Regions from separate parts of the Homo sapiens genome. Here region 1 is linked to region 2. Evidence: chromatin loops called from intact Hi-C (ENCODE). Cell type or tissue: natural killer cell. All regions are shown on one strand. Links, peaks and the distances in the headings refer to the core of each region. The heading gives the core; the rest is flanking DNA. Region 1 overlaps PLB1 (phospholipase B1). Region 2 overlaps FOSL2 (FOS like 2, AP-1 transcription factor subunit).

Region 1 (8,693 bases), core at 397-8,396, 140 kb before region 2:
CACTTTCCTTTCTTCTATTTGCTCACCCTCCCATCAATCTGCCTCAGCCTTAGTCACCCTTCAAGACTGAGGTCGTGGGTATCCTTTGGAAAGCCTTCTTCAACTTTCTCCTGTCTAGGTTAGTTTCTCTTCCTCTGTGTTCCCAGAATACCCCATGAAAACATGCATTACAGTACCTATTATAGTACCATTGTGCTATAATTGCCTGTTGACTTGTCTATTTCTCTACCAGACTGAGTTCCTTGGGACAAGTCCTATTTTTTATTTACATTTTAATCTCTCATACCTGGTATCCATCCATCCACCTATCCATTCATTTTTTCATTCAACAAATAGTTATTGCTGCCTACCCTGAGTTCCTGCCTCACTGAGCTTGCATTCTAGTGGTACACAGCAGATAGTCAATAAATGTGTCCTGAAGAAATGTATCACTGCATTTATCCAATGATAATGATAGCAATACTTATATAGAACTCATGGTATGCTAGATTCTATTATAAGTGCTTTATACTTACTGACTTATGACATTAATAACTCCGCAAGGTACGACTATTACTGTCATTATTTCCCAGGTTAAAAAACTAAGGCACAGAGAGGTTAAGTATCTTGCTCATTGACACAGAGCCCATAAGTGAAAGAGTCTGCATCTGAACCCAGAGCTGGTTACTTTACCTCACTGTGCCATGCTGCGTCTCAGGTGTATGCTCATTGCTATGCTGGTTAGTGTGAGTCAAGTTGATAAATCGAGTCTTTCACACTGTGTCTGTCAGGGTGGAAGCCCAGGCCATCAACTCTGCCTCCACTATTTGGAGCAAATCTCACCCTTTTCCATAAAATAGGGAGGGAAGAATGTCACTAGGACCAAATTTGTCTCAGCTCACCTCAGTCCCCCCTTCTCTGGGAAAGAAGACATCAACCCTTGAGTGTTCCTTGCTTTCCCAGAGGAGTGCAGGGTGCCCTGCCTAATCTCCATGGGAAGTCTCAGGGAGACTCCTGAGAAAAGCAGTGAGCAAGGCATGAGCGCCCGTCAGGGGCCCCCTACCAGTGTGGACCCACTCAAGGGCTTTCGAGCTCCACACAATCTGGGTTCAGACCTCACCACAATTCTCCGCTCTTTCTTAATTTTCTCTTCAGATGAAGTTCTCAGATGATTTTAGAAGAATTTGTCAGAGATTTGGGAAGGGTCAGAAGAATCTGTCTTACATCAAAACAGATTGGGAACAGGAGGTGCTGGGCAGTGCAGACACTCTGTCAAGCCTCCCATGCTGGTTGCGGAGGCAGCTCGGAAGATGAACTGTGGGGGAGACCTGCTTCCAGGCACCCAGGGGATGGCCACATGCTGGATCCTTCTCCCTCCCCCAGCCTGTCCTGACTGAACATCAGCGGTTAGTAGCAGACCTCCATATGCCTAGGGGCAGCGGGAGTTCCAGGATGTTAAGAACCACATGGAATGGCTGGGCGTAGTGGCTCACATCTGTCACCTCAGCACTTTGGGAGGCTGAGTTGGGTGGACCATGAGGTCAGGAGTTCGAGACCAGCCTGGCCAACATGGTGAAACCCTGTCTCTACTAAAAATACAAAAAAATAGCCGGGTGTGGTGTTGCGCGCCTATAATCCCAGCTACTCAGGAGGCTGAGGCAGGAGAATCGCTTGAACCCAGGAGGCTAAGGTTACAGTGAGCTGAGATCACACCATTGCACTCCAGCCTGGATGACATAGCGAGATTCTGTCCCCGCCCTCCTCCCACCAAAAAAAAAAAAAAAAAATTGTATTGAGGTTGCAAATCTGGCCAGTTGATCTGCTTTAAAATAATCCAGGCTGGGCGCCGTGGCTCACATCTGTAATCCCAGCACTTCGGGAGGCTGAGGCAGGCAGATTGCTTGAGGTCAGGATTTCAAGACCAGCCTGGCTAACATGGTGAAACCCCGTCTCCACTAAAAAAAATACAAAAATTAGCCAGGCATGGTGGTGTGCGCCTGTAGCCCCAGCTACTCAGGAAGCTGAGGCAGGAGAACTGCTTGAACCCAGGAGGTGGAGGTGGCAGTGAGCCGAGATGGCACCACTGAACTCCAGCCTGGGCAACAGAGTGAGACTCCATCTCAAAAGAAAAAAAAAAAAAAACCACGTGGAAGGTTCGAAAGATTCAGCAAGAAGTACAGCCCCTGGTTCATCTGCATGTTTGTCAATTACAGAAAACCTTTCCTTACCTCAAGCTTGTCTTGGGGTTTCTGCAGTCTGGTCAGGTAGTTGCTGTTTCTGTAGCTGAACAGATAGGGGCTCTCCTGCAGGGAAAGGTGACATGTTGGAATCGTGACCCTAGAAGTCTGTATCCCTTAATTATCAGGCTTCAGCATCCAGTGATGCTTTTGGCCAACTAGGAACATTCACATCACGCTTCCAGTGAGGACCAAACCATTCTCTGGCTCTTCTCTCTGGTCCCTGAAGGACTCATGAATGCGTTGACATTTCCCATTTGTGATAGCCAGTCTCTCTTGCTCTTTACCCTGGGGGTTCATGCTACCAGGCTAAGTATATATATTTTGATGAGAAGGGAATCTAATTTTAAGCTTCTTGGCAGCCAAAGCAAAAAGTGCAAGAAGGTGAATTGTATACTTATTATTGCATAGTAACAAAAAACTTACCAATTCATCAAGAAAGCCAAATACTTGACTAGCATTAAATGATAGAAAGACTAAAAATACAAAAAAATTAGCTGGGTGTGGTGGCACGTGCCTGTAGTCCCAGCCACTTGGGAGGCTGAGGCAGGAGAATCGCTTGAACCCGGGAGGCAGAGGTTGCAGTGAGCCAAGATTGTGCCACTGCACTCCAGCCTGGCAACAGGGCGAGACTCCGTCTCAAAAAAAAAAAAAAAAAAAAAAGAAAGAATCTCATTCATTTATGTCCAGTTATTTTCTCATCCACTTATTTGGAAACATTAATTATAAGCCTACTACATACTAGGCACATATTTAAGATGTAGTCAAAATGATCCACTTTTCAGGTACTTAGATACTCACCATCCCTCCCTTCTTTGCCACTCTGAGGTAGAGGAAGGTCTGGAAATGGCATCTGGGGCAGAGGGCCAGGACCCAGAGGCAGCATTTGGGGCCAGGTGAGCTGTGGCCTTGTTCCTATGCCTTCCACAGGCATGGAGGGGGCTGCAGTTTTGCTAGAACAGCTCTCATGGCCCACAACTGTAAACATTAGGGCTGCTATGTATGCAAAACTGTGTGCAGGCCCAGAAGAACAGAAACAGGATTCACATCTCAGGTAAGACCCACTTCACAGCAAAGCCCACTTGGCCACCCCACCTGCGCCCTCGATTCAATAAGAGTCCCTCCTCTGCCCAGTCCCTCCTACCTGAGAGGGACACTTCATTGGCCTCCCGTGTTTTACACTCAATGGCTCATCTTTCTCTCCTGCTGGCTCCATCTAGAAAGGAACGTGGGCTTTAGAACAGGGAAGTTTTGTGCAGGTAGCAGCCTGCCAAGTCACCAGTGAGAAAGACTCATTAGTCCAGCAGCAGTACCAGGGAACGCATTAGAAATGCACGTGTCCAGCCCCCATCCCCAAACTACTGAGTCTGAGACTCTGGGGCTGGGGCAGCAGTCTGTGTTGTAAGCAGCTCTCCAGGCGATTCTGATGCACACCCGAGTTTGAGAACCACAGCATGAGAAGCAGCATCGGTTTTATATATATATATATAGAAGGGACTTCCTAGTCTACCTCTCCTAGAAGGAAAAGCTGCACAGCAGAGGTTGAGGTGGGGCCCAGCCAGCCAGGACAGAGCTGGGACTCCAACATTGGTGTCCTGCATCCAACCAAACATCTAGCAATGGGTCACACAGCTTTCTGATCACGTGGGGGCCGGTTATCCAGCTTGGCTTCTTGTCCCCTCCTTGCTGCCCAGCTACTTTCTGGCTCACTGATTCAAGTTCCCTTAGACAGGAGAGCCAGTATGGGAAGGAAGGGCAAATGCATCGCTTTTTACATAAAGCATGTATTCTTTCCCAAGTCCTCCCCGCAGCCTGTGTCCACAACCCAAATGTAGGTAAATCTGCGCACAATAGAGAATGGAAACCCTCTGTTCCCTGAGAACTGCTTTCACAGCTTTGAGTGAAGCAAGTTATGGGGCCTGGGTCAAGTCTCATGTCTTTCACGGGGTCACAAATACAGTGACATGGAACACAGCACAGCCAACACTCACAAACCGCTAGAGTATCTAGTGAGCCAGGAGTGGGTGGTGTGGTATCCGCTGTGAAATAGGCAGCTACTTAAATGACAACCACGAAGGCCATCAAATGACATCTAATAACGTAGATAAAACATTTATAGTATAACAGCAGGAGAAACCAGCAGATTATCAACTTAGTAAAGCATTAGACATAGGGAAGTGAAGGCCGTTAAAGAATTAGAGGGAAGGAGGGATTTTTTTTAAAAGTTGTTTTTGTTATTTTTAAATGTTCATTATACATATATAAACACTTACAAAGAAAAATGCAATAGCTTGGAGGGATTGCAGATTTTCTTCTGCACGGGCTATTTCCTACTGTTGGAGAACCAGTTTTACTGTCATCTGGCTGCCCACAGGTGCTGGGCTCTGGTCGTACCTCTGGCCCTCACCTCCCCTTCCAATGACTCTGCCAAGGAACGTGGGAAGCTACTGGATGGGGCAGCCTGTCTGGCTCAGTCACAGCTTCTACCAACCTCCATGAGGATTTTCAGATTCCTCAGCGGTATCTTACCCCAGCATCTGTGCCCCAATAAGCAAGAAACAAGAAAAGAACTTTACCCTTAGTGGAATTGGCTCTTCAGCCAGACTGAAAGAGAATCAGATAAGGAGGTATAATTAGCTGAACATTTGGAAAAGGAGTGGCAACTCTCTAGCTCAAGGCCTAGGAGAGGAAATGGACTCCACGCTTCTTTCTGTTTTATTCTGATGGTGGCCGCTCCTAGAAACAAGGTCCCACCTGGAACATTCAAGGCGGCTGTCAAAGGAAGTATTGAGCAGGCCTGGGTGAGGGCCAGGTGCTGATCTGTCTTGCCACCTTCTCTTCCCCAATTTTTTTTTTTTCTTTTTTTTTTTTTTGGAGACAGGGTCTCATTCTCATTGCTCAGATTGGAGTGCAGTGGTGCGATCACAGTTCATTGCAGCCTTGACTTCCTGAGCTCCGGTGATTCTCCCACCTCAGCTTCCCGAGTAGCTGGGACTATAGGTGTGTGACACCATACCCAGCTAATTTCTTGTATTGTAGTAGAGGCAGGGTTTTTGCCATGTTGCCCAGGCTGTTCTCAAATTCCTGGCCTTAAGCATTCCTCCTGCCTCGGACTCCCAAAGTGCTGGGATTACAAGCATGAGCCACCACGCCCACCTTTCCCCAACCTTTCAAGAATTTAATCCATAATGGAATCTGGAAAGAAACCTTGAAAGAGCCATATCTAAATGACTCTGACAAAGTGGATAAAGCAGAGTCTATTTTTTTTTAAAGGGCCTCAAAGAAGGAAAATTCATAGATTTTCCCAAGAAACCCATTTCCGTTGAGAACTTTGTCCTAAATGTCCCTTTAGGAGTCCCCTCCATCCTCCTTGCTTCCATTCATTCCCTTTACACTGGCTCTGACCCTTTCTTCTCCTGCATCCCCAATCCCCAGAAAGGATGGAAATGACACAGTTACTTCAAATAATTCCTCATGTGTGCCTCTTTCTCCTGCCACACTGTGGGTCCCATAAATGCACATGTGCTATTTACTCCAGGGACAACCGGGGCTGGTCTGGGCTTCCACCCCACTCTGCACATCTCCCCAGCACGGCTTCCTGCCACCGAGGAATGAACTGCAGTGTGGGAGGGGTGAGGGCAATGACCTTAAAAATCCTCTCCGAGCAGCAGAATCCTCCCTGGACTGTGAGCAATCCCCAAGTTCCTTATTCTGCCTGTGGCTTCGGCACCTGGTGTAGACTCGGCATAAGGTGGGGTCAGTGATTGCTGAGAGGGCCAGGGACATCAGTTCCCTAAAGGTGGGTCCCCTTCAAAACGACTGATGTACAAGAATTACCAGAAATTATTGCGGCAGCAGCAGAAAGGGCCTAGGGAATGAACCGTGTCCCAGACACAAAATCCTCCTCGGCTTGGCACCAGGAGTGCAAGCTTCAGCCTGGAGGCCTCACTCAGCCAGGACAGTTCCAGGCATGTTTAGATGGGGCTGCTGTCACCTCCCATGCTGATGGGTGGAGCTTTTCCTTTGCTGGTCCTCAATGCTCACCTATGCTAGGGCTTGGAGGATGAGGGAGGGAGGGAGGATGCTGACGTGGTCTGGGTATGTGGCTTTGTGGGCTGCAGAGCTGAGAGCTATCCTCCTTCCCTACAGCTGTGTCCGGGGGTGTCTGAGGACAGAGTAATGGACCTGGACTCCCTGTGATCATGGGGATTCTGCCAGTCCCTCTCTGCTCCCCACACAGAGGGCAGCCCTCACCTGGGCTCTGTGTGTCTGCGAGGGTAGACACAGAACAGGTACACCTGCCTTCCACCTCGATGTCCCAGTCCAGCCCAGCAAAGAATCACAGATGTGGTGGCAGAGACTCCCGCCCTCCCCGCACCTGGAGGATGCAATTAGCGAAACCAAGGGTAGGAAGGAGCCCAATGCCCTCCCATATTTTCACAAACCCTTGGGTGCTGGCTAAGGGTGCTTAGACCTTTTTGGCAGGTAGAGAAAATGGACACCCCGAAAGACCGTGTGACTTGCCTCAAGAAACCACCGAAAGTGGGACCGAAATCAGAGCCCGGGTTTTCTGGCTCCTGTCCAGTGCCCTTCGCCCTAACCTGTTATACCCGTCGCTTCTCATGGCTGAATTCGGGTCTGCAGGAGCTTCTGATGTGTTCCAGCAGCTGTGCTCGATCCGGGAACTGTGGGATGGTCTGGCATTTTGCTTGTGAGGAAACGAGGGACTGGGGATGCTTGGGGAACCCCCTCCTATCCTGTCTCTCCCTGCCCCCCATGTCCCTGCTGGCTGAGGCTGCAGGAAGCTTGGGGTTTGCACTGGCACTGGGAAACCGGACTTGTATGGGTGTGGAGAGAGTGAGGTCACTGCTTACCTAGGAAAGCCACATCCTCCTCCTCTTCTAAGCCCTTGTGACACTCTCTGTGTCGCAGGCCTTTGGCCTTGAGGGTGAGACCTTCCATTCCTGTGTACGTGCTCATTCTGACCCTCGAGTAGTTTTAAGAGACCGTACGTGGGGTGTACCTTATTTGTATGCATGGGACCATCACCTGGCAGCTCTGTAAAGGTGGTTATTATTGCTATTGCCACCAATATCAAGGACAAATAGCATGATGAAAGGAGAAAGGGATAGGAATCCAGCCCTCTCCCTGGACCTGCCCTCTCCAGCTTCTCTGTCTGGTGCTCAAGGGCTCCTTTCACGCTGGGAGCCTTATCTCCGTATCTCTTCTCTTATCAGACAGGCCTCTTCCTGCCCTTGCTGCTGCATCTGACGCATTCTTCTCTCCATGCCCTTTGCTCACAAAGGTCCCTTTGCCTGGGAACGCCCTCCGTGACCTCCTCCAACACATTTCACAAAGCCCATTCAAATCCCCTCTTCATGGGCTCTCCCGGCCTCATTGTTCACATTGCTTCTTGGTGCGTGGCCCAGCACAACACTGCTGGCTGAGTCCCTTTTGACTCTCGTTCCTCTGGGCTGTCTGGCCCTTCCCAGCTACACCTGAAGCCTGGTGAGAACAGAAGCCACATTTGGTGGGTCTCTTGTATCCCCCTTGGAACCATGGAGGGTACAAGGGCAGGGTACAAGGTGGTATGGTGGTACCTTCAAGGGCAAGCCATGTCACAGGTGTCCTTTTGTTGGTTGGGAGAAAGATGGCAGGAGAGGAGAGGTTTGGCTGAGCTGGAATCATCAGCCCTCCTCTCCCTGAGAGAGGGCTTGGGAGAGCAGTCCCTGCTGGAGGGGCCAGGTTCCTCTTCTCTGCCCATCATGGGAGATCAGCAGCAAAGTGGATTTCTGGGGACATAGTCCCCGCAAGTGCCAGGCACACTGAGAGACGTCCCTGTTCAGAGAACTCAAATGCCTTCTTCAAAGGACAGACAGTAGGTTTCCAGTGCCAGGGACTGTCGGAGGCCGTGCCCCTTCCCTCCCTACACTCTGTTTCACACTGGCTCATGTGTGCTGAAATGCAGCTGTCCCTGGTACTCAACACAGTATGTCAGTTGTGGAGACGGATCCACAAAAGAAGAAAAATGAATTTCTGTCACTAGAATTCTAAAAATAAGGCAGCTTGGGTGGGAAGAAAATAAATGGCAAATTCAGGTCTCTGTCTGACGCCCTGAAAAGGTTCAAAGCCTCGACGTCGACGCCACATTCCATCCCCTGACTAATCCCAGATATCCCTGGGGGCCCTTTGGAATCTGGGGATATCCTGTTACAGTTACAGTAAAAAGGCCAATCCACGTGGAGTGCTTACTACAGGCCAGGAGCGAGCTGCGCGCTAGATATGTTGGGCCAGGGGCTGACCTGGATTTTGCAGAAAGAGCATTGAGACCTGAGTTCACAGAGCTTGTGAGTGGTGGGCTTAGCATTCCAACCCAGGCCTTCATCACGCTGCAGCCCACGCTTGTTCCAGGCACCACCTTGGGCCTTGACAACCGCACAACACCGCCTAAGTGTGAGGGCAGGCTGGACAGGAATG
Region 2 (8,693 bases), core at 392-8,391:
TGAGACAGAGTCTCACTCTGTCTTACCCAGGCTGGAGTGCAGTGGCATGACCTTGGCTCACTGCAGCCTCTGCCTCCCGGGTTCAAGCTATTCTCCAGTCTCAGCCTCCCGAGTAGCTGAGACTACAGGCACCTGCCACCACACCCGGCTAATTTTGTATTTTTCATAGAGATGGGGTTTCACCACATCGACCAGGCTGGTCTTGAACTTCTGACCTCAGGTGATCCACCCGCCTCAGCCTCCCAAAGTGCTGGGATTACAGGCATGAGCCACGGCGCCTGGCCTTTTGCTCCAATTTCTTAAGCACATATTTCAGGACTCCCAGAACCCTCAGAGAACATTTGGTTCAGCCACCACGCTTGACACAGAAGTAACGTGACAGCCCGAGAGGGCCTGTGAGGATGCCAGGGTCACCCCGCAAGGACCTCAGCCCCCTTCTTTCATCCCCAGCCAGAGAAGCAGAAGCGAGCAAGTGCACGTGGAGGGGCCGCTGTGGGAGGGGAAGAGGTGTGTGTCACCAGCCTCCTCCCCACGTTTTCCCTAACATGGATTCCTGTTCATCAGTGAGGACATACGGGCAAGGGCTTCGTTCAGCAGAGGACAGCATATTCCGGAGTGAAAAACAGTTTCCGTCTGTCTCAAGGGTCTGACGAACGTCATGAGCTTCTGAGAGGCTTCCTGTGGAGGATGTGGCTCAGGGGCCTGGGTGGCTGGGTCAGAGGGCGGGGGAGGTGGGGGAGGCAGGGGAGTAGGGTGTGAGGCCTCTGGGAGGAGGGAAGGAAAGTAGAGGAGCCTCAGGGGGCAGGGCTATTCCGGGGCGGGTGGTGAGGAGCGCCACATGGGGCACAGCTCCTTGAAGTGCCAATCACAGAAAGGTTAGTGGTGGGAGGGCCCGCTGAGGAAGTGGATTGTGGATCTGCCTCACCTGGGAATGAAGAATTCCCACTCATCCTCCCCGGCTCTAACACCTCCGAGGGCCATTACTACAGGCATCACAGAATTCACGCAATTCAATTCATTCAACACCCCAGAGTGAGGGCTGCAGGACAGAGAAAGACAAGCCTAAGTGGGTGGATGGTACCTGGAAACATTAACTCAAGTGAGGGGATGGGCCAGGCGTGGTGGCTCACGCCTGTAATCCCAGCACTCTGAGAGGCCAAGGCAGGCAGATCACCCGAGGTCAGGAGTTCGAGACCAGCCTAGCCAACATGGTGAAACCCTGTCTCTATTAAAAATACAAAAATTAGCCGGGCATGGTGGCAGGCACCTGTAATCCCCGCTAGTTGGGAGGCTGAGGCAGGAGAATGGCTTGAACCCAAGAGGCAGAGGTTGCAGTGAGCTGAGATCGTCCCACTGCACTCCAGCCTGGGCGACAAGAGCGAAACTCCATCTCAAAAAAATTATAATAACAAAAAAAGTGTGAGGGGATGTTTTCCAAAGCCCCATCCTGGGCAGTCACTGTGAGGACCACTGACAGAGTCTCTCTCATCTCCTCACTCTGAAAGCATTCCACTGGGGAGAGTCAACCCTGGCTCGGGGCTTCCTCCACACAGCACACGGCCCTTCCTGCAGGGCCAGGCTCTGAAGGGAGTTACGTGACGTTGGTCAGGTCAAGCTTAACAGAGGGAAGGGCAGGGCTGCGGGTCCCCAGGTCTGGGCAATTAGGCGGCACGGGAGAGTGACTCACAAGAGCAGCACGCGGTACCATGGCCACAGCTCTGAGTTCATGATAGAGGTGGGGAACCCGCCTGCCCATAAAGGAAATGAGAAAACCCCAAGAAAATACAACCCTGCTGCCACGTGACCTATCTCCATCAAGACTTCTCCCTGGCCCAACCCAGAGTGCTTAGGCCAGGCTGGGCCACTCCTGATGGCGGCAGGCATGGGAGTGGCTGGAACCTCGGGAAGCAGCCCTGGATGGGGCAGGTCTGGACCTGCCCTGGCTCCCACCCTCCATCATCCCTCACCCAGGAGCCCCCACAGTTCTGTGAGCAGAGAACACTCAGGTGCTGCGTAAAAACCGTGGCTAGCACCCCCACAGAAGGTTGTTCATTTCTTCCCTCTGGGCCCTGGCTGGTGCTAAACGCCACCTCCCTCTCTCTCTCTCTTTTCAATCAACACAATGCTGACCCATGTGTCCAAAGGAAGGAAAGCTCTATCTCCACTGACTCATCTGTAGGGCATTTGTGGGTAAGGAGACAGCTGTGGGAGAGAGGATCAGGACCCCCGGGGCTCTCACTCCAGCCCACCCAGAGGTGCTCCCACCCTACGCAGAGTTCCTCACCGCCTGCAGCTTCTCTGTCAGCTCCCGGCGTCGGTTCCGGCACTTGGCTGCAGCCAGCTTGTTCCTCTCCCGCCGGATGCGACGCTTCTCCTCCTCTTCAGGAGACAGCTAGAGGCCAAAGCCAAGGATCATGGTTAGAACAGAGACAATGGTTCACAGTATTTTTTAAAAACTGTATTTTAAGTAAGGCAAGAAGCCCTTCTGGAAATGGAGAAAGGAGAAGGAAGGGCAAGAGGAGCATGGCTGGACTCAGAGGCCCCAGAACATGTGGATCCCTGATGTCTGGCTGCCTGGGAGGGCTCTTTTGAGCTGAATCTGCCCCGGAAGGTGATGTCCAAGTTTAAAGTCCATGTTTAAACAGGACAGCAATGGGTCAGAGATTCACTGGCCCAGGCATGATGGCAGCACCTATCACATCAGCCCTGATTCAGTGCTCAGGCCAGAGAGAAGGAGCTGGGGATGCTTCTCCAAGAGTCCCCTCCTGCCAGCCAGGCGTGGCCCCACCCACTTAAGCAGCTTCTTCCAAACCCTGGCTAATTTCTCCTCCCATCACTCTGCCTGCTCTGCAAGCCTCATTATCCCCATTTTGTTAAGTAGCTGGGCCTGGAGTCCCCACACAGGTTAAGAACCACCCAGGGGGGAATGTTATGTTGCTGATGGGAGGGCCAAGAGTGCCACTCCACTCCCGATTTCCTCTGCCAATCCCAGGGTGCCAGCTGCTCACGGTTCAACCCCAGGTACTCCCCCACATGCCTGGTACAGTGCTAAGTTGGACAGGACATGCAAAAGGAAGAGGAGCCCCCAGCAGGTAAAATCCTGCTGCCCACCATATCTGTCCACTCAACAAGTGAGCACCTGGTTCCATGTGCAAGATGAAGTTCTACGGGCTTGGGATTTATCTGCGAACCAAACAAAGGAAGATTCCCCTGCAAAGAGCTTAGGATCTAGCTTCTTCCAGTGAGACAGTTAGGAATCTGTCACTCATACCGGAAAGCATGAACTCTGCTCTACTGAGCAGGGCAAATGCTCTGGTTCTACAGAGCCCTGCAGAGCTGTGACCCCAATGCCTCTCTCAGGCAGAGGTGACACAAGGAGACGGCTGTGGGCCAAAGCAGAAAGCAACACAAAGGGAAAGCCCACCCATTCAGTTATCAGACGTTGACTGCACACCTACTAACTGCCCGGTGCTACACTAGGAGCTTAGAAGATCTCAAGGGGAATAAGACCTGGGTCAGCTCTCACGGGACACCTGGGGGCAAAATCAAAGCTACTTTTGGAGGAGCAGGGAGAAGCTACCCCAAGGAGGGATACTGCCTGGACTTCAGGTCACCCCATGAAGGAAAGAGCCACTGTCCTGGTTGGGTCCAAGTCAGAGTCCCACAATGCTCCCTTTAGCCCTGGAGGTCTGTTGCTGTGATGTTTTGAACAGCAAAGAGAGGACAATCATCACAGCACCAGAGAGGACAATCCCATGCCTGTCACACAGAGGGAAGTCCACAGCCCGGCTGAGGTCATGAGGCCATTTGGCCAAGGCCCTGAATACTTCCTGCTCCTAAACCTGTCTTGTCTTGAGCCCAGCAGAATTGCCAAGAAAGCCTTATGGCCCTGCTGCAGGCCTGGGTTTAGGGCTCACCACTGAAAGGGCCACCAGGGCTCCCCTTAAGGCCCAGGAAGCCCCCTAGATCCCTCGCTAATGAGAGGCAGAAAAGAAGGAGGCTGGCCTTGACCCAGTTCAAGCCCTCCTTCCCCCTTGGCTGCTTCTGGACAACTTTTGGCCTCCTGACTGACCTAGAAGTCTCTCCCCTGACTGGTGAGGTGTGGGGCAACTTGTGGGAGCTGTCAACATAGGAAGTGTTCAGGGGCGGTGAGATCAACATGGTTCCAGCTTGAGTGTGTCAGCAGCACCATGTACCCACCCACAAGCCACACACACCCTCCCCTCCCCACCTCCTCAGAGTCGCCGCCACAGGGCACAGAGGGAACCTCCCAAGAGGAGGCCTATGAGGCACCAGGCCGGCTCCGGAGGCAGGCTCCTCCCTAGCAGGGAGGCTGGGGGAGGCTGGGGACGGCCGGAGTAAGCTTCAGAGCAAAGCCCTGAGGGCTGGCAACCTGAACAGCCAAAGTTCTAGGCTGCCACTGCCCAGGCTTCCTTAAAGCTGCTGGGAGATGTGTGAATTCCCAACTGATGTGGGATACAATGCTCCTTGTTCTCTCCCTCCCTCTCAAAAAAGGAAGGAAACTCTCCAGACAGATTGTATGAGGCACGCCTAGGTGGTGTGGTGGGAAAACCACAGGGCCAAAGGTCAGGAGAAGTGGGTTCCAGTGCTGGCTCTGCTACTAATTCACTGTGAGACTCTAACAGGGCCCTTCACCTTTCTGGGTCTCCGTTTCCTTGTCTGTAAAATGGGTATAAAGGGAAAATGAGAAAAGATGGTCTCCAAAGTCCCTCTGGATACAAATTTCTAAATTTGGTGTGAGGTAGGCCCAGAAGAGAATGGAGAGCGTGGCCGGGCGCGGTGGCTCACGCCTGTAATCCCAACACTTTGAGAAGCTGAGGCGGGTGGATCACCTGAGGTCAGGAGTTCGAGACCAGCCTAGCCAACATGGCAAAATTCCATCTCTACTAAAAGTACAAAAAAAATTAGCCAGGCATGGTGGTGCATGCCTGTAATCCCAGCTACTCAGGAGGCTGAGGCAGGAGAATTGCTTGAACCGCGGAGGTGGAGGAGGTTGTAGTGAGCCGAGATCGTGCCACTGCATTCTAGCCTGAGTGATAGAGCAGGACTCCATCTCAAAAAGAAAAAAAAAAAAAAAAAAAAAAAGGGAATGGAGAGCATTCAGCACATCCTCAGGCTTTGTGGTCCTGCTAGCCCCAAAGAGTACCTGGCAAGCCTGGCTCTCACTCAGGATCACTTATATCCCAGAAGAGTCCAGCTCATCAGTGAGTATAAGGCTTTGCACCTTGGATTCCGTGAAGGAAGCCTATTTATAAAAGTCCTTACAAGCATGGCTACTGCAATATTTACAACTGCAATTATAGAAAGCAACTGTGAGGAGGATACTGGCCACTTGCTCCAGCAGCAGAGGCCCAACATGCAGCTGTGAATCCATTATAGTGTCTAGCAGACACACCTCCCCAAGTGGCTCTGCACCGTGGTTCTGCCATTAACAGAACAAACCAACAAGTAGTGGATACAAGACCCAGCTTTGTCCTCGCAGGAGCAGAGCTCCTGAGAAAGCTTCCAGTTTCTTGGTGTGGTGATCCCTGTAATTCCAAGTATCCTGGGGTCTGGATCTACCCTGATCCACTGGGAACCATGTTTGAAAGGTCCGTATATTGGAACATTGTGGCCCTGGGGATCACAGAGTGAAGATGGACAGTGGTTGAAATGAGGAAGGGTTCCAAGGCTGTCACTGAAATAGTTTCCCAGGATAACAATTCATTTGAAAAAGGGATTCCACTGCTAAAGTATTTTTCCCTTCCCTGGGCTCAGGGTGGCATAGCCCTGGAGAAAGAATACTGCATAGGGGGTCCAGGGAACTGGGATCTAGCCCAGACTTCCCCACTCACTGGCCGAGTGGCCACACACAGGTATGTCTGGCCCTTGCTTGTATCATCTGACATGGGGGAGAGGTGGGGCTCTCTGAGGCTTTATCCCATTCTTTCTGGAATTATGCATGATTCTGATTTCCCTTTCCAAGACCAGGGAACTTGGCACTGCCCTGGCTTACTGCTGATCCAGGCAATGAGCCTCTTGAGTACTAGGTAGGTGCTGCCTAAATAGCAGAGCCCCCCCTTCCCCATTTTCTGGCTTCCCTCCCCAGCCAGGTTAATTCTTTCTCAAAGCTGAGCCCCTTGAAGAGAAAAGGGCTGATGTCTGGCCTCCCCTGCCTCATCCTCCTGTCCATGCCACTGAACAGACTCCTAAGGCCCCAGAGTTACTGCACCTCTGGAACATGCATTCCAGGCCCTTGAAATAGGCTCCTGCTCCGAGTTGGAGGCCTAGAACACTGAGGAGGAATGGGAAGTCGTGGGCAGTACCGACCCAGAGCTTGACCCCGTAGGTCTGCTGGGTGCCTGGCCTGCACTAGACCCTGGGAGACGGCTAAGGGATAATCCTAAAAAGCTCACAGCCAGGGTTCATTGGCTGCTTGTCCCATGGCCCTTTTGCCAAGGATCAGAGAAGGATCCTGCTGTGGGCAGGTCGTAATGGTCCTTCCCATCTGTAGCCAAGTCCTGGCTTGCAGGGACCATGATCCCCATTTTGTGGCTGAGGAAAGTGAGACTCAGAGATTCTAAGGGACATAAGCGAGATGACAGAGCCAGCCTGAGTCTTGGCTCTCCAGCTCGGCCTCCAGTAAGGGGGATGACGTGCTCTTCGACCCCTAGCTCCCTTGTCTCCCCTGCTCTCAGAACATTAACCCTCCCAGTCTGCAGAAACCCGTTCTGTGTTTCTGGGGCTCTGAAAGCCACTGACGTGGCTCCTTCCCACTGGTCTGAGCTGTACCTGCTCATCTCTCCTCCTGCGGCCCACGGTGGTGCCAATGGTCTTGATCACGCCAGGTCTTGGGAGGGCCATGTGTCCAGGGACAGAGGCCAGGCCCGGCAGGGGGCTGTAGGGGTGCGAGCGAGGGTATGGGTTGGACATGGAGGTGATCACTGTGGGCTGCACCATCCACTGCAGGTCCTGGCTGGTCGTGATGGCGTTGATGGTGGGGATGAATGCACTGCCTGAGCCAGGCATATCTACCCGGAATTTCTGAAATGAGGAAAAAAAATACAAATGAGCCAATAAATACTAAGCTGAACAGGATAGTTAATAATAATTGAACAGAGCTGAGGCAAAAACCAGCACAGAGCACAGTCAGTGTTCGAAGGGCAAGGTCAGGACCCCAGGTGGGCCTGGACAAGTCCTGTGCATCCAAGAATCAAGGGGGGAATCTTAATTATGCCTGGGGCTTCACGTCGGATCTGCTCCCTGACTGGGGTCCTGAGAACTCCATCCCCAGGTGGCTCAGTGAGGATACTGTCCTATTCCAAATGACTTCCAAGATAGACGTGGTCCCCAGCACTCACACTCGGCAGGCCCTCTTGGCAGCTCTCCAGGATACACATCTGCAGGATGTGGCACCTGGGTTTTTAAGCCTCTGAGTCGCCTGCCAACTGTTTCTCAGGGTACCAGCTCAGGACACCTTGAAGGGATTTGCACACCAGTAGCCTTGGACCAACAAAGATCACCAAGGGAGCATACTGTGTCTGCCTTTGTCACTTTCCAAAGAGGTTCAGGACAGAGCTATGACTCCATCAGGGCACAGCCAGGTCCGTGAAAAGATGTCCTCTAACCCAGGAGACTAACAAGTAGCGGCATTTGCAGCCAGACATCCCTTGCTGTCCTTGTCCCTCCTCCCTTCCCATCATCAGCATCTTGCTTGGGGCAGACTGGCTGAGTGTGTCTCTCTACCCAGCTACATAGGCATTGATCTATGTTCACAGATGTTTCTGTGGGAAACTCTGGTGCTGCTAGTGCAGTTTTCTCCCCGCTTCTTAATTTATGCCCAGACCACGTTGCAGAGCTCTCTGGAACATGCTGCAGGAAGCATTCTATTTAAAATATAAGATGATGACAGAGTATAGAAACTAAAATGGGCTGTGCTCCTTAGCAGCTGGTCCTGACCTTTCTCCAAGGCAGCTACTGGAAACTGCAAGAAGCGGGAAGGAGAGAAGAGCCCCCTACTTCCAGCTTTTCAGAGGCAAGTCCCCCTAATGGAACCCAGGTGAACCTTCATCTTCAGATGACTCCTGTGTCCACATAAAGCTTCTCCAAGTAGTTTCTTCCCCACTTAAAAACTGGGTGAGATGAAGACAATAGCTAACAACACTTCCTGGGCACTTACTAAATGTCAGACACCATGGCTTACCTAGATTATCTCACTAATTCTCTCTCTGAGTGAAGAACGACCATTAGCTCCATTTTAGGGACAGAAATTTAGGCTTAGTGAGATTAAGTAACTTATTCAAGGCCACATTGCTAATAAGCAGCGGGGTCAGGATTCAAACCCAGTCCAGCCTGACAAAGAGGCCAGAGCCCCTGAACACAGTGGTATACAAGCTCCTTTTCCATTGCTTTCTTCCTCAAAATCCAGCCCTAAGTGCTGGTTATCCACCCCCACTGCCCTCAGACAGAGTGTCAGGTCATCCCCTATAGACCTCCCCTCTCACAAAGAAGGTACCACAGGTCTGTCTGGCCCCGAATGGAACCCCACTATCATTAGCATGGATGCTGTAGAACCCTCCCTATGCTGGTCCAATCAGACCAACTAGGATAGAAGCATTCGCAGCAATGGAAGCTGGCACCACCATTGTCTTTGCCTTGTCACAACATCAGGGTTCCTGCTGTGTAAATAACAC

What was found. A loop is a pair of places that touch in the nucleus more often than their neighbours do. Peaks named below come from ENCODE experiments on the same cell type or tissue, not always from the same donor. Only the 100,000 strongest peaks of a DNase experiment are listed, where the experiment ranks them.
Region 1: it touches region 2 in a loop (4-fold over the local background); 2 of 110 quality-filtered maps call a loop at or near these places.

The regions. Positions count from the first base shown.
Region 1 is chr2:28,543,599-28,552,291 of GRCh38, reverse strand. It overlaps PLB1 (phospholipase B1), which reads right to left. Exons shown (of 58, transcript NM_153021.5): 15 at 3,361-3,432; 16 at 2,208-2,282. Among named protein-coding and RNA genes, the nearest start is that of PLB1, 52 kb to the right of the region's middle. RefSeq lists a silencer at 1,634-1,834 and enhancers at 1,596-1,890, 6,251-6,750. In natural killer cell, for the core only: no CTCF peak of the experiment used is centred there; DNase peaks (open chromatin) are centred at 4,231, 6,291, 7,061 and 7,451; H3K27ac peaks cover 3,743 bases.
Region 2 is chr2:28,402,458-28,411,150 of GRCh38, reverse strand. FOSL2 (FOS like 2, AP-1 transcription factor subunit) reads right to left here. Exons shown (of 4, transcript NM_005253.4): 2 at 6,793-7,044; 3 at 2,285-2,392. Among named protein-coding and RNA genes, the nearest start is that of FOSL2-AS1, 12 kb to the right of the region's middle. RefSeq lists an enhancer at 1,599-1,678. In natural killer cell, for the core only: a CTCF peak has its summit at 4,258; DNase peaks (open chromatin) are centred at 690, 1,720, 4,210 and 7,380; H3K27ac peaks cover 5,136 bases.